4 separate regions of the Homo sapiens genome follow, and all the other regions are linked to region 3. A link is a contact called in ENCODE Hi-C or POLR2A ChIA-PET data. All regions are on one chromosome and are shown on one strand. Each heading gives the region's core, a stretch centred on a gene start or an enhancer-like site at or near the end of the contact. The rest is flanking DNA. Distances are from core to core; before and after follow the strand shown. Region 1 holds the start of WRAP53 (WD repeat containing antisense to TP53). Region 2 holds the start of EIF4A1 (eukaryotic translation initiation factor 4A1). Region 3 holds the start of AURKB (aurora kinase B). Region 4 holds the start of FXR2 (FMR1 autosomal homolog 2).

Evidence for each region. A loop is a pair of places that touch in the nucleus more often than their neighbours do. ChIA-PET counts read pairs that join two places held with the same protein, here RNA polymerase II (POLR2A). Pooled maps may share reads with other maps.
Region 1: a loop to region 3 is called in a pooled map, with 5 times the contacts of the local background. The contact joins the promoter of WRAP53 here to the promoter of AURKB in region 3. A Hi-C loop is called at or near these places in 8 of 37 single-sample maps with no recorded cell type and 14 of 50 pooled maps. POLR2A ChIA-PET finds 5 or more read pairs at or near these places in 7 of 52 experiments (CD4-positive, alpha-beta T cell, CD4-positive, alpha-beta memory T cell, WTC11 and 4 more).
Region 2: a pooled map shows a loop between it and region 3 (5-fold over the local background). The contact joins the promoter of EIF4A1 here to the promoter of AURKB in region 3. A Hi-C loop is called at or near these places in 7 of 50 pooled maps. POLR2A ChIA-PET finds 5 or more read pairs at or near these places in 3 of 52 experiments (activated B cell, activated CD4-positive, alpha-beta T cell and activated naive CD8-positive, alpha-beta T cell).
Region 4: a loop to region 3 is called in a pooled map, with 4 times the contacts of the local background. The contact joins the promoter of FXR2 here to the promoter of AURKB in region 3. A Hi-C loop is called at or near these places in 1 of 37 single-sample maps with no recorded cell type and 7 of 50 pooled maps. POLR2A ChIA-PET finds 5 or more read pairs at or near these places in 3 of 52 experiments (MCF 10A, activated CD8-positive, alpha-beta memory T cell and naive thymus-derived CD4-positive, alpha-beta T cell).

What each region holds. Positions count from the first base shown.
Region 1 is chr17:7,687,193-7,690,692 of GRCh38, reverse strand. It overlaps WRAP53 (WD repeat containing antisense to TP53), which reads right to left and starts at 2,216. Exons shown (of 11, transcript NM_001143992.2): 1 at 2,132-2,216; 2 at 1,614-2,045; 3 at 1,371-1,469; 4 at 992-1,103. The coding sequence starts at 2,044. It overlaps TP53 (tumor protein p53), which reads left to right and starts at 3,203. Exons shown (of 11, transcript NM_000546.6): 1 at 3,203-3,316. RefSeq lists enhancers at 2,265-2,314, 3,113-3,500.
Region 2 is chr17:7,570,642-7,574,154 of GRCh38, reverse strand. It overlaps EIF4A1 (eukaryotic translation initiation factor 4A1), which reads right to left and starts at 1,330. Exons shown (of 11, transcript NM_001416.4): 1 at 1,291-1,330. The coding sequence starts at 1,313. It overlaps SENP3 (SUMO specific peptidase 3), which reads right to left. Exons shown (of 11, transcript NM_015670.6): 9 at 3,391-3,474; 10 at 3,222-3,272; 11 at 2,186-2,782. The coding sequence ends at 2,672. It overlaps SENP3-EIF4A1 (SENP3-EIF4A1 readthrough (NMD candidate)), which reads right to left. Exons shown (of 22, transcript NR_037926.1): 9 at 3,391-3,474; 10 at 3,222-3,272; 11 at 2,676-2,782; 12 at 1,291-1,871. RefSeq lists enhancers at 1-102, 1-320, 321-1,076, 1,583-1,652, 1,773-1,832 and 2 more and silencers at 243-382, 1,283-1,342, 1,353-1,412.
Region 3 is chr17:8,208,551-8,212,115 of GRCh38, reverse strand. It overlaps AURKB (aurora kinase B), which reads left to right and starts at 1,541. Exons shown (of 9, transcript NM_004217.4): 1 at 1,541-1,586; 2 at 1,867-1,939. The coding sequence starts at 1,892. RefSeq lists enhancers at 2,039-2,088, 1,650-2,309.
Region 4 is chr17:7,613,391-7,616,717 of GRCh38, reverse strand. FXR2 (FMR1 autosomal homolog 2) reads left to right here and starts at 1,821. Exons shown (of 17, transcript NM_004860.4): 1 at 1,821-2,266. The coding sequence starts at 2,186. It also overlaps a transcript of SHBG not described here. RefSeq lists silencers at 1,577-1,626, 1,737-2,266.

The sequences.
Region 1 (3,500 bases), core at 967-3,466, 520 kb after region 3:
TGATCTGCACACCTCGGCCTCCTGAGTAGCTGGGATTACAGGCGTGAGCCACCATGCAGGGCCTTTCTGGTCTTTTAACGCACAAAGCTATTTCCCAGTTCTGGGTGTTTATAGTATCATTGCCAGTTCCTGGAAAGCTCTTTCCAGAAGCCTTCACATGACTGATCCCTTATCCTCCTTCAGGTCTTAGCTCAAATGCCTCCTTTTCAGAGAGCTCCTTCCTGACCATTTTATGCAATGTGCTTTCCTCTAGTTAGTCTCTCTTCATTCTGTGTATTTCCTTCAGAGCATTTATCATCATCTTGGTCCTGATGCTTGCTGGTTTACATGTTTGTTGTCTGTCTCCCACACAGAAAGCAAACCAGCCCTTCATCTGTCTTGTCCACCACTTTATCCCAGCACAGTGACTAACATATATCAGTAGTCAATCAATAAATAGCTATAAGCCAGGCACGGTGACTCACACCTGTGATCCCCGCACTTTGGGAGGCCAAGGTGGGCGGATCCTCTGAGGTCAGGAATTTGATATCAGCCTGCCCAACATGGCGAAACCCCGTCTCTACTAAAACTATAAAAATTAGTCGAGTGTGATGGCGTGCGCCTGTAATACCAGCTACTTGTGAGGCTGAGGCAGGAGAATCGCTTGAACCCGGGAGGCAGAGGTTGCAGTGAGCCGAGATCACACCACAGCACTCCAGCCTGGGTGACAGAGCAAGACCTTGTCTCAAAAAAATAAGAAATAGAAATATATATATGCTGCCACAAGAAATTCACTACTTTTTAGCAAAAAACACAGATTCCTAATTAAAGAAAGGGGAAACCTCTCTCTAAATAACTTCAGAATTCGGGGCAGAAAACGCTACATGTGGAAACTCGTCTTGAAAAACAGTCCCGTTTGTGAACAGGAAACACTTGGACTACACTTTTTCCATCTCCACGAAGGACTTAAATGTGCAGCATTGATGAAGAGGCAGTTAGCCCCAGTCCTTACCATTTCTGCATATTCCACCTGCTCCCCCTCATGGTACAGCTCTGGGGGCAGGTTATAAATTCGCAAGATGTTATCAGCACTATTGGTCAAGATGCAGGAACCGTCAGGAGCCCTAGAAACAGGGGAGAGTTAGAAAGCTGGCCAGACCTATGCTTTTCAAGTGTAGGGCTAGGGCTGAGCCTGCCTCTGGGGTAGGTAAGCCCCCCTGAATCCTTGAGGGAAGTAGAAGACACAAACTGCTAGATAAAATGTAAGCTCAGTCTAAAAGGGCTACGTGCCGCTTCTCCCAGCTCTGGGGCATCCCTCTCCTAGAAAACTGGACTGTTTTACAGTGAAAATCTCGGGGGTGGTCAGCTCCCTGCCCCGTTGTTATCCTTACCACTTACAGCCTTTCAAGAAGTTCTCAGGTTGGGTGCTGAACTCTGACCAGGAACCACTGAGAAATCGAGGCAGCTGGGAGAAGCTGTAGTTCCAAGCGCTGAAAGGAAGATGGGGGACAATAAACCTGGGTCGCCAAGCAAAGGGGGCAGAGGCCTGGAGAAGTGGGTCTCAGGACCAGAGGACAGATCGACCTCACACTTCATCTCCCCAGACTCCACACTCCACTGCCATCACCACTTACGTGTCTCCCTCGTCCTCTGCAGCGGGTTCCCCAGAGGTATCTTCCATGGCTTTTCCAGACCCCAACTCTGGCCCGTTCGCTTCTTCTTCAGAAAGGCTCCCGTTTGCTTCTTCTGCAGGAAGGCTTGTATTTTCAGAAAGTTCTTGCTCCTCGATTCGAGGACTCAACTCACTAGGGGAACCAAACTCTGTTTCCAGGGGAGTGGAGAGAGAAACTGGGTCCCCCTCCCGTAGCTCCTGGGACACAGCTGAGCCAGCCACAGGATCTGGGGACAACCGGGGCGGATCCCCCCTTTCGGGAGGCGGTGGCATCAGTTCAGAGTCCGCATTTTTATTCATCGGGGAAGCGTGGGGAGAAGGATGGGCTGGAGCTGGGTCCTGGTCTGAAGGACAGCAGTCCGGAGCTAACGGTTGAGTCTCCAAAGTCTTCATACTGCAGAGGAAGCACAGCGGAGATTAGCCTCAGCCAGGATGGCTTCGAAGTTCTCAGGGATCCGACGCAGAGCTAAAGAAACCCACCTGTGCTTCCCTCCTCTTCTGGGAGTAGGCAGAAGACTCCCGGGAGGAGAGGCGAACAGCGGACGCCAATTCTTTTGAAAGCACTGTGTTCCTTAGCACCGCGGGTCGCTACGGGCCTCTTGCTGTCGCGGGATTTCGGTCCACCTTCCGATTGGGCCGCCGCATCCCGGATCAGATTTCGCGGGCGACCCACGGAACCCGCGGAGCCGGGACGTGAAAGGTTAGAAGGTTTCCCGTTCCCATCAAGCCCTAGGGCTCCTCGTGGCTGCTGGGAGTTGTAGTCTGAACGCTTCTATCTTGGCGAGAAGCGCCTACGCTCCCCCTACCGAGTCCCGCGGTAATTCTTAAAGCACCTGCACCGCCCCCCCGCCGCCTGCAGAGGGCGCAGCAGGTCTTGCACCTCTTCTGCATCTCATTCTCCAGGCTTCAGACCTGTCTCCCTCATTCAAAAAATATTTATTATCGAGCTCTTACTTGCTACCCAGCACTGATATAGGCACTCAGGAATACAACAATGAATAAGATAGTAGAAAAATTCTATATCCTCATAAGGCTTACGTTTCCATGTACTGAAAGCAATGAACAAATAAATCTTATCAGAGTGATAAGGGTTGTGAAGGAGATTAAATAAGATGGTGTGATATAAAGTATCTGGGAGAAAACGTTAGGGTGTGATATTACGGAAAGCCTTCCTAAAAAATGACATTTTAACTGATGAGAAGAAAGGATCCAGCTGAGAGCAAACGCAAAAGCTTTCTTCCTTCCACCCTTCATATTTGACACAATGCAGGATTCCTCCAAAATGATTTCCACCAATTCTGCCCTCACAGCTCTGGCTTGCAGAATTTTCCACCCCAAAATGTTAGTATCTACGGCACCAGGTCGGCGAGAATCCTGACTCTGCACCCTCCTCCCCAACTCCATTTCCTTTGCTTCCTCCGGCAGGCGGATTACTTGCCCTTACTTGTCATGGCGACTGTCCAGCTTTGTGCCAGGAGCCTCGCAGGGGTTGATGGGATTGGGGTTTTCCCCTCCCATGTGCTCAAGACTGGCGCTAAAAGTTTTGAGCTTCTCAAAAGTCTAGAGCCACCGTCCAGGGAGCAGGTAGCTGCTGGGCTCCGGGGACACTTTGCGTTCGGGCTGGGAGCGTGCTTTCCACGACGGTGACACGCTTCCCTGGATTGGGTAAGCTCCTGACTGAACTTGATGAGTCCTCTCTGAGTCACGGGCTCTCGGCTCCGTGTATTTTCAGCTCGGGAAAATCGCTGGGGCTGGGGGTGGGGCAGTGGGGACTTAGCGAGTTTGGGGGTGAGTGGGATGGAAGCTTGGCTAGAGGGATCATCATAGGAGTTGCATTGTTGGGAGACCT
Region 2 (3,513 bases), core at 81-2,580, 640 kb after region 3:
TGTCCCAGATCCAACTCCCACCAGCTCCCAAAAAATACCCAAAGGAGGAGTTTCTATAAAACTGAGGCATTTGCCCCATGCAGGCAGCGGCTCAGGCCAGGCCACCCCCGACATAAGGGGGTGACCCTTTCTGAAGACAGGCCGGCAGGCGTGCCGCCGCGCTCACGGTGCCCAGAGGTGGTGCTTGCCGCCGGGTCCACGTGGGCCCGACCCAGCCGCTTAAAGCCCAAGCGCGTGCACCTCCCACCGCAGCACCAGCGCGCTGGAAGTCCCGCCCTTCACCTCCCAGATCGGAGGGTAGGACATCCCCTTCCCCCCACGTCATCCCGCCCGCGCCCTCCCCCACTCCCTCCAGCCGAAGCCCCCCCCTCGCGTTGCCCGGATGTGGGAGGCCGCGGGCGGTGGCGGCCTCGCGCACAATGAGCCCAAGCCGAGCTAGCAAAGGGGGAGATTGCACAACACTTAGAAGCGAAGCAGACTGGGGGAGGGGAACGCCTCAGGCCACCATGTGCTCGCTCCCTCGACCACCCGGCGGCGTCTCCCACCCCTCCATGAACAATCCACATCCCGCCCGCCCCCGTCGCGAAGTAGCGTCGCCCTCCCATACCTCAGGCCGCTCACCCCCGAAGGAAGGTGGACCTGCCCATCCGCAGTTTGCCAATAGCCCGGCTTGTGCGGCAAAATGGACCCGCCCGCCCGGCGCCGGGTGGGCTCCTGGTGCCTCACGCGGCCGCTCCTCGGGGTTAGGCTCAGTCCTGGCCGTCAAGAAAACCAGCACACTGAACGGCCGGTTTCTTCTCCCCGACCCGTGTTTTAGCCGCGACGAAGTGACTGGATCTAAGGACCAGGCACCCCCGCCTCTCGCGAGTGGTACCGTCAGAATGCTCCGGAACCCCGCGCGCCGTCCCTCCCCCGGCACAGGGAGGCAACCGGACCTGCCGGCTCTGGGCCACACATAGTGGCGGCCGCCTCCACCTTTCTTTCCCACGCCAGGTCGCGACCCCGTCTCGCCACTCAGCGCCGGGGCTTCGCGCATGGCACCGCCTCGGGTCGAGGCCTCGTAACAGACCTCGCACGCCTGACCCTAGCCGGGCTGTCCCTACCCTCCGCCTCGACCTGGTGGCCGCGTCGGCCGTGGGTCTTCCCCCTCGCCCCTCCAAGTCGGACCCTCCCCCCACCCGGTTCGGTTTCTCCCGCAACCCTGGTGGGCCTCTCAGCTACCCCCGGCGGGCCCGTCGGAAGGGGGCGGCAAAATAAGCAGCCACAATCTCTTGCAAATGCCTTTCTTACCGGGAATCCTGGCTCGCAGACATGATCCTTAGAAACTAGGGCGGAGTGCCCGCCTATCGACAACTTATAGAGCGCCCGACTCCGCCCCGGCCATCGCATTGGTTTGGCCGCCCCGGCCCCGCCTGCCGGCGCTCAGCAACTCGGCATGACGTTAGTTCCTAGTCGCTCCGGCCCGCAGGCACCATTGGATAACTCGAGTGCCTATCAAGGTGAAGGCCCGCCCCGCAGCCTCATTGGCTGGAGGGCCCGCCTTTCTCGCCGGTACGGAAGTGACATAGAAGAGTCAGGCCTCGAGGCCTGGCAGCCATCTTGGGGCCCTGCACTCTCACACGTGCGGAGGCGACAGTGCCTTGGTCATGTGGCTCCGTAGGCCCTATCACGCAAGGGGGGCGAGGTCTCAGCCTCCAGAGGCTTCCGGGCTCTGGGGGTTATCACTTCCCTTTACTTCTGCTCCCGGTCTCCACTGGACTCAAATGTTATTTGTTTTCCCCTGTAGCAGAGATGGATTCGACACTGCCTGGACGTGTGCCAGGGATGAAGGAATCAACAGCGATATCGTAGGGATGGGAGGATTCCCCTGGCTGGATGGTGGAGGGATGGAAGAAAACTGTAAAGGGCTTTGGGGTACTATCATGAATCCTGGTTGGTCCCCTCCCCAGTCCCTTGTGTCCAGTTCCCCAGCTTCCCTCTCGGATGCCCTTATTCTTGAGGCTTATCTACTTTCCCTCCTTCCTGCTCTCTGCTCCCATCTCGGGGATTTGTTTGGGTGAAGACAAGGTGTTGGCAGTGCCTGAGCCAGGGATGGAAAGCTGAACCCTTTAGTCTCAAGAGACTGGCTGGAAGGTCTGAGCTAAGCATATCCACTAATTTGAAGCCCCTTAAGGAAGACCACCACTTACGTATCAACAAAGGATCCTTTATTGACCAGAGCAGGACCGTGGCATTTATATATTTTTATATATATATATATATATATATATATATATATATATATATATATATATATATATATATATATATATATATAAAAGTTTGAAGATCTGGCAGGCAGTGATCCTATTGTCCGCCCACCACCCCCAGCACTGATTTCCTGCTCCCTGCACGGGGAAGGGGGAGGATGACTGCTCCACCCAGGCCACAGGGCCACACTCCCCTGCAAACAGAGGAAGAAAGGGGCTTTTCTGTAGCCACCCCCTGCACATCAGAAATCAACAAGTATTCTCTCAAAGAAAAAAAAATACAGAAATTGAAACATTTAAATATGAAAAACCAAAGGGAAGTGAGTGGGAAGAGGCAAGAGAGGAAAGGAACTGGAGTTTCTTGGGAAGGGACTCCCATGTCTCCCTTCCCATTTATGGGCTTGGGGTCTGGGGTACGAGGCTCACACAGTGAGTTTGCAGTGACACAGCTCCTTGTAGATCTGCCGACGAAGTTTGGGCATGTCCTGCTGGGTGAAGCTGAATGGCTGAGACAGGGCCAGATGCTTGCAGTACTGGGTGTTAACAAAGCAAGCCATGAGAAACCCCCCGTGTCAGGACCTGTGCTACACATTTCATATGAGATGTGTCTCCATCCTTCAGAGAACATCCCCAAAGGGAGCCAGGGTCCCACAGCCTGGGGTTCAAAAACAGCCTGACTCTAAAGCTAGTGTTCTTACTTGATAGAATGTTTTAGATGGAGAAAATACACTGAGTTGGAGGTTAGCAGGGAGCTCTATGAAGGCCAGAGGCCCAAGACTAGAGACCCAGTCCCAATGTGGGATGGAGAAGTCCAGAAGAGAACCAGTGAAGCCAGTGTTTTGGTGTTCTAAAACAGATTACTTCCTGCTCCACAACTGACTATGAGCCAAATGAGGGGATGCATAACAGCCTCCCGACCCTTTAACCCAACTGACTTCAGAGCTAGGGGAGGTGGCCCCATCATCTGCTTACCTGCAACACAAAAGCACCACAGTCACTGTCATTATTCTGCCTGGCCACATTCTAGAGAAGAGAAAGAAAGCAGGCCCTTCACATGGAGACTCCCAGGGGTAGGACTTCAATTTCTGCCTTCTACCACTGTCCCCACCAACACCCTATACCCCTCCCTCAGGAAACTCACCATTTTGAAGTAACCTTTCCAGCCCTGGTGGAAATCCAGTCGGTCTTTCTTTACCGCCTCTGCCTGTAGATACTTGGCAATATGCTATGTGGATGGGGGAAAAGAAAGTGATGCCCTAAGTTT
Region 3 (3,565 bases), core at 292-2,791:
AGTATAAGTTAATTGGGGCTCATTTCTGGACCTGCAATGAAGTCAGTTTCCTTCTCAAATCCTCAAAACTCTAAGTGCTTTCAGAAGTGGGAATAAAGCTGGGCGCAGTGGCTCACGCCTGTAATCCAAGCACTTTGGGAGACCAAGGCGGGCGGATCACCTGAGGCCAGCCTGAGCAATGTGATGAAACCCCGTCTCTACTAAAAATACAAAAATTAGCCGGGCGTGGTCACATGCACCTATAATCCTAGGTACTCGGGAGGCTGAGACAGGAGAATCAGTTGCACCCTGGAGGAGGAGGTTGTGGTGAGCTGAGATTGTGCCATTGCACTCCAGCCTGGGCAACACAGCGAATCTTCATCTCAAAAAAAAAAAAAAAAGTGAGATTTAAATAGGTCTTCATCAACCTAGGGATTTGGGGTTGTCAGCAACAGAAACTACTACAGAAACCGACTGCATAGACTGGAGAGACAGGTGGTCCCCTAAAGGAAAAATAGAGTGTTAGAAGAAAGGAGAAGAGTGCTGGACAGTACATACTTAATAAATATCCACTGGTTATTTCATAGAAGGCCCAAAAATGTATTTATTTAACCCAGTAATGAAATCTGAGGGTTAGGAAGAGCAGAAAAGAAGGAAGTGTGGCAGGAAGGAGGAAAAATGAAAGTGGGCCCAAACAACACGGCAGCTAACAGAGATCTTGCAACGAAAGGTCTATTGGTGGAAAAACTCCTCCCAGGAATGTCAGAACTTTTAAGAACGACATAGTAATGACACAAGAATAAACACACAGGCAAATGAGCAAACAACGGAATACAAAGTCTAGAAATAGACACAAGTAAATATGCTAACATTATATATCAAGGGCAGCATTTAAATTCTGTTGGGGCAGTTTGTTTAACAAATGGTGTTGACATAACTGGCGCTCCATCGGGCAGAGAAGTTAGACCCCAGCTCATACATGCATAAGGATAAACTCCAGTTACATTAAAGATTTAATTTTTTTTATAAAAAGAAGAAGGCCGGGCACGGTGGCTCACGCCTGTAATCCCAGCATTTTGGGAAGCCGAGGCGGGTGGATCACCTGAGGACAGGAGTTCGAGACCAGATTGGCCAACACAGCGAAAACCCGTCTCTAATAAAAATACAAAAATTAGCCAGGCGTGGTGGCGGGCGCTTGTAATCCCAGCTACTCGGGTGGCTGAGGCACGAGAATCGCTTGAACCCGGGAGGCAGAGGTTGCAGCAAGCCCAGATAGCACCATTATACTCCAGCCTGAGCGACAGAGAGAGACCTGTCTCAAAAAAGGAAAAAAAAAAAGAAAAGAAAAAGCAAGATAATTCACTGGGGGAATTTGGGGAAACTTTCCTAAACTGGAAGCCAAGCGTGAGCCCTTCTCATTCCGCCTCTTCCATTGGGTTCCCATGACTTACGTCACAGGACATCGAGCCAATGGGAACTAGGCATGGGCGACGAGCTTGCCCAATGGGGCCGGGGCGGGAGATTTGAAAAGTCCTTGGCCAGGGCGCGGCGTGGCAGATTCAGTTGTTTGCGGGCGGCCGGGAGAGTAGCAGTGCCTTGGACCCCAGGTGAGCTGGCCTCCTGTCGCAGGCCTTGCGCCGGGAGTGGGCAGATGATCAGGTAGATCAGAGGGTCCGTTGGGCTGGCCTGCGCGCACGCCGCAGGGCTGGAAGGAGGTAGGGACGATAGCAGGGCGGGGGCGGTGAGACCAGCGCCCAGATTGGGGCTAGTGTGCTGACCTGCTCCCTTTTACCAGCTCGGGCTAGCGCTTCCGGCTCGATCGGTCCAACCCCTCCCTCTCTCTCTCTTTTTCTCTGCTTCTCACGGCTGTTTCCCTTCTCCGCCCAGCTCTCCTCCCCCTTTCTCTCTAAGGATGGCCCAGAAGGAGAACTCCTACCCCTGGCCCTACGGCCGACAGACGGTAAGGCCCTTCCCTCCGTCCCTGCGCCCCCATGACCCCGCATGGCGAGTTCCTGCTGGGAAACTTGAGATCCTGCAATGAGCAATCCTTTAAGCACTTTCTTCCCCGTTATGCTCCAAAGTACGGGTCCCAAGTTTGACGACAGAACCCGCTCTGGTCATTTGTAGCCACATCCTGTCAGGTGCTGCCAACGTGAATCTGACCAGCCAGTGACTCCCAGCTGGTGAGGACCTCTGCAGGGCTCGTCACATACAAATGATATCTGGGACTGAGCAGGCAGGGCCTGGCCTTCAGGCCATGATTCCCAATCCATATCCTGAAAAAAAAAAAACTAGACAGCAAATAGAAATAGACTCTAAAAGGATATAAAGTTACAGTTTAAAAGGCCCAGGGCAAGTCTAAATTACAATTTGGAATTAATGACTAAATTGAGGTAAGAATCTAAATGGATCTAAATTGACTTATTTCCCAATGGTCCAGACAGATTTCATTGAAGGGCCTCCTCTCTGATTTGAAATGCCACCTTTATTATATATATAAATTCCCACATATATGTGGGTCTATTTCTGGACTGTATTTTATTCAACTTGCTTATTTGTAGATTGGTACCAATATCACTATTTGGGGCCTAGGGGCTTTCTTCTCTTGGCTGCAGAAGAAGGAAGGGGCCCTGCACAGGCTTTGCTCCCTGTTTTTGGAGCTCTTGCTTCCTGGAGAGTCTGTCTGTTCCCTTGTACATCAGCTCCCTCCCTCATGGAGCACTGAGTGAGGCTGTCAGGAATGGAGTCTGAATGAGAAACCATTGTCACTTTTACCTTAGTCACTCCTAAAAGAAAATGTACCTATTATTTTGAGAGTTGAAAGTGAGGCCAGGTAGGTGGCTCACGCCTGTAATCCCAGCACTGGGAGGCTGAGGCAGGTGGATCACCTGAGGTCAGGAGTTCGAGACCAGCCTGGCCAACATGGTAAAACCCCGTCTCTACTAAAAATACAAAAATTAGCCAGGCATGTGCCTGTAATCCCACCTACTCAGGAGGCCGAGGCAGGAGAATTGCCTGAACCTGGGAGGTGGAGGTTGCAGTGAGCCGAGATGGCACCATTGCACTCCAGCCTGGGTAATAGAGCGAGACTCCATCTCAAAAAAAAAAAAAAATGAAGAAGTTGAAAGTGAGAAGTGGTCCAGGGCCATCAGGGTAGCTCTTAGTGTCCTTAAAGCCTGTTCTTGCAAAAGTGTAAATCCTGGTTATTGCTATAACATTCAAGGCCTCAAGCATCTTATCTAAGCCTTAATAAACTAAGCTTTTTAGGAGACTTTGAGAATACCTCTGTGCTAAACCCCTTGAATTGTGGGTGTTCATTGACGCAGCTCTCTACTGTGGTGTAAGTGAGGGGCTGGATGAATGACTGTGTTGTTATGGACAGGACTTATACAGGTTGAACAGCTTCATGCCTGAAAAGTGTGGGCCAGGGCCAAAGAAGTGAAATGTTAGGTGTTGGTGTGAGTCCTTTGCCCCTTATCTTAGGCCTACTTAGGTTATTTATTTTTTATTTATTTATTTATTTATTTATTTATTTATTTATTTTTTGAGACGGAGCCTCACTGTGTTGCCCAGGCTGGAGTGCAAT
Region 4 (3,327 bases), core at 572-3,071, 600 kb after region 3:
GATCCACCCATCTTGGCCTCCCAAAGTGCTGGGATTACAGGCGTGAGCCACCGCGCCGGGCCACTATTATTATTATTTGTTGTTGTTGTTGTTGAGATGGAGTCTCGCTCTGTCGCCCCAGCTGGAGTGCAGTGGCACGATCTCCGCTCACTGCAACCTCCGCCTCCTGGGTTCACGCCATTCTCCTGCCTCAGCCTCCCGAGTAGCTGGGACTACAGGCGCCCGCCACCACGCCCAGCTAATTTTTTTTTTTTTTTTTTTTTTTTGTATTTTTAGTTGAGATGGGGTTTCACCGTGTTAGCCAGGATGGTCTCGATCTCCTGACCTCGTGATCCGCCCGTCTCGGCCTCCCAAAGTGTTGGGATTATAGGCATGAGCCACCGCGCCCTGCCATTATTATTATTTTTAAAGAAGAAATTTCACTCATTGCCCAGGCTGGAGTGTGGTGGCATGATATCCACTCACTGCAACCTCCACCTTCCTAGGTTCAAGCGATTCTCCTGCCTCAGCCTCCTGAGTAGCTGGGACTCCTTCCGAGTAGCTGGAACTACCACGGCTAATTTTTTGTATTTTAGTAGAGACGAGGTTTCACCATGTTGGCCAGAATGGTCTCCATCTCCTGACCTCGTGATCCGCCCGCCCGTGATCTCGGCCTCCCAAAGTGCTGGGATTACAGGCCTGAGCCACCGCGCCCGTCCTAATTTTTGTATTTTTAGTAGAAACAGGGTTTCGCCCTGTTGAGGCTGGTGTCAAACTTTTGGGCTCAAGTGATCCACCGCCTGAGCCTCCTAAAGTGCTGGGATTACAGGAGTGAGCCACAGCGCCCGTCTGAAACTATTCTTAAAGCTTTCTTTCTATTCTTTCTTTCTTTTTTTTTTTTTTTTGAGACTGAGTCTTGCTCTGTCGCCCAGGCTGGAGTGCAATGGTGCGATCTTGGCTCACTGCAACTTCTGCCTCCCAGGTTCAAGGTAGTCTCCTGCCTCAGCCTCCCGAGTATCTGGGATTACAGGCGCGTGTCACCACGCCCGGCTAATTTTTGTATTTTATTAGATGCGGGGTGGGGGGGGGGGTGGGTTTCACCATTTTGGCCACGCTGGTCTCGAACCCCTGACCTCAGGTGATCCGAGGACCTCAGGTGATCCACCTGCCTCGGCCTCCCAGAGCGCTGGGATTACAGGCGTGAGCCACCGCGCCCGGCCAAAACTTTCATTGTATCACAATCTCTTCAAGGTAAGAGCCATGACTGTTAAATCTACTACAGTAGAGAGTTACAGATTCTTAAAATATCGGCGATGCATACGCGAAGAGGGTAAAGCTCAGCGCGTGCGCACCAAGCACCTTTTTCCTTGCGGCGACTCCTCTTCTTTTTTTTTTCTTTTTGGAGCGTGCGCACCAAGAAAGACAAAGGTGGGGAAAGTGACCAAGCAGTCGTTCAGGCGCATGCCCATCCCTAACTTGTCCAAGCCCGGTGGGGCCAGCGGCGGCGGAGTGGGTGTGGCCTGAGCGCTGTGTGACTGTGCGGACGCCGCCCAATCGGACTGAGCGAGCCCGGCCCCTCCCTCCCCCTGATTGGTTGGTTCTCAGTGTTGTGGGGCGGGGAAAGGAAGAGACGGGGTGGCTGGGCGGTGGAGCGGTGAAGAAAGAAGGCTAATCTTGTTCTGCGCAAGCGCTAGCAAGCGACCAGGAGGGGGAGTGAGAGAGTGAAAGGGAATGTGGAAGCCCCGATGCGCTAGCTGGCGCTAGCTGGGGCTCTAACCTTGACGCCTGCGCGGTGGCCCTCGGGGCCCCGCGCGCAGCGGGCGGGTGCCCGGTGCGCCTGCGCAGTAGGCGGCGGTGGCAGGGGGAGGTGGAGGCTGTGGAGCGGCAGCGGCAGCAGCGGGTCCCGGGACTGAGGCAGCAGCGGGGGCGGCGGCGGGCGGAAGCTGAGGTGACGAAGGCAGCGGCGGCGGCGGCCGTTTCCCTCACGGTGGCGGAGACCAAGGCGGCGGCGGCGGACGGGGAGCGGCCCGGCCCCGGCCCCCTGCTCGTTGGCTGTGGCAGGGCCGCCGTGGGGCCGGCCCGGCTCCCGCCCCCCGCGGCTCCCCCTCCGGCTCCTCCTCCGGGGAGACGCCGGGGGCCTGGCCCGGCCCGCACTCAGACTGCTGCTGCAGCCGCCGCCGGGGGAGTCGGAGGCGGTGGCGGCGCCATGGGCGGCCTGGCCTCTGGGGGGGATGTGGAGCCGGGACTGCCCGTCGAGGTGCGCGGCTCCAACGGGGCCTTCTACAAGGTGAGACGGCGCGCCGACTGGGGACGCCGGTCCTTAGCCCCCTCCCCTGGCCGGAGCAGGAACGCGTGGGGCGGGATCGAGCTTCTGGAGCTGAGTCCTGGCCCTTAGAATCTTGGACCCTTGCTCCAACCCGCAGCCTTCCCTGGGAGACCGCTTAGAGTGAACCCTGTTCCTCTTATTTTTGACCCCTCTAAGGCACCTGCACCTGCTTCTACCCCCATCTCCGGGAGAATGAACTTCAGGCCATTATTGTCCCTGGCTTGGCGCTCCCCGCTCCGCAGGAGAGACCCCTTTACCCAGCTTCTAATTGACTGTGTCCGTTGTCTGGTGGAAGACATACCTTAGACCTTAATCACATCTTCCCCACGATCCAAGCACATGGAGAATTGTCTTTCTTCCACACGGTCCCTTTGGGAAGGCCCTCTGTCCCGTAAAAGATCCTTTCATCTTCCTCAGAGAGGCCTCTGCCTACTGGCTCTGGAACACTCACCCCACTTTCATCTTATATTCCGGTTCCCAAGCCAAGGAGAAATGGTCAGATCCATTTACGACGTTTGGCATCTTTGACCTCAGGAACCCTGGGTTGGATCAGTCAAGTTGCTTCCCAGCCAGCCATAAGGTGGCATCTTTCGCAAGTCTCTCTCCCCACCACACCTTGATCTCAAGACCCACTGCTCTACCATTCTACTCAGGAATGGATTTGAGGTCTCACTTAGACCTCAGATACCTTCAGGTCATTCATATAGTTTCTTCGTCTTGAGGCATGTAAGCTTCATAGTCATAATCTCTAAAAGGATCTCTGAAAGGAAGCTTATGAGGTTCCCTTCTGTTTATCTTAAGATTTCCACTTCTTGAAGACTCTTGGCCAACTATCCCAGTTCGGGAATCTGACAACCTTTTTTGGAAGACGGGATCATCTTTCAAAGACCCTTCCTTATTTCACCTCCCCCTTTGCCCAGGATTTGGTTCCTTAGAACTCCTTATAATACCACCTTCCTTATCTGCTCTGAATCTATTTTCTAGGACATTTTTTTCCCATTTAGATTAAGCCAGAGAGAGCC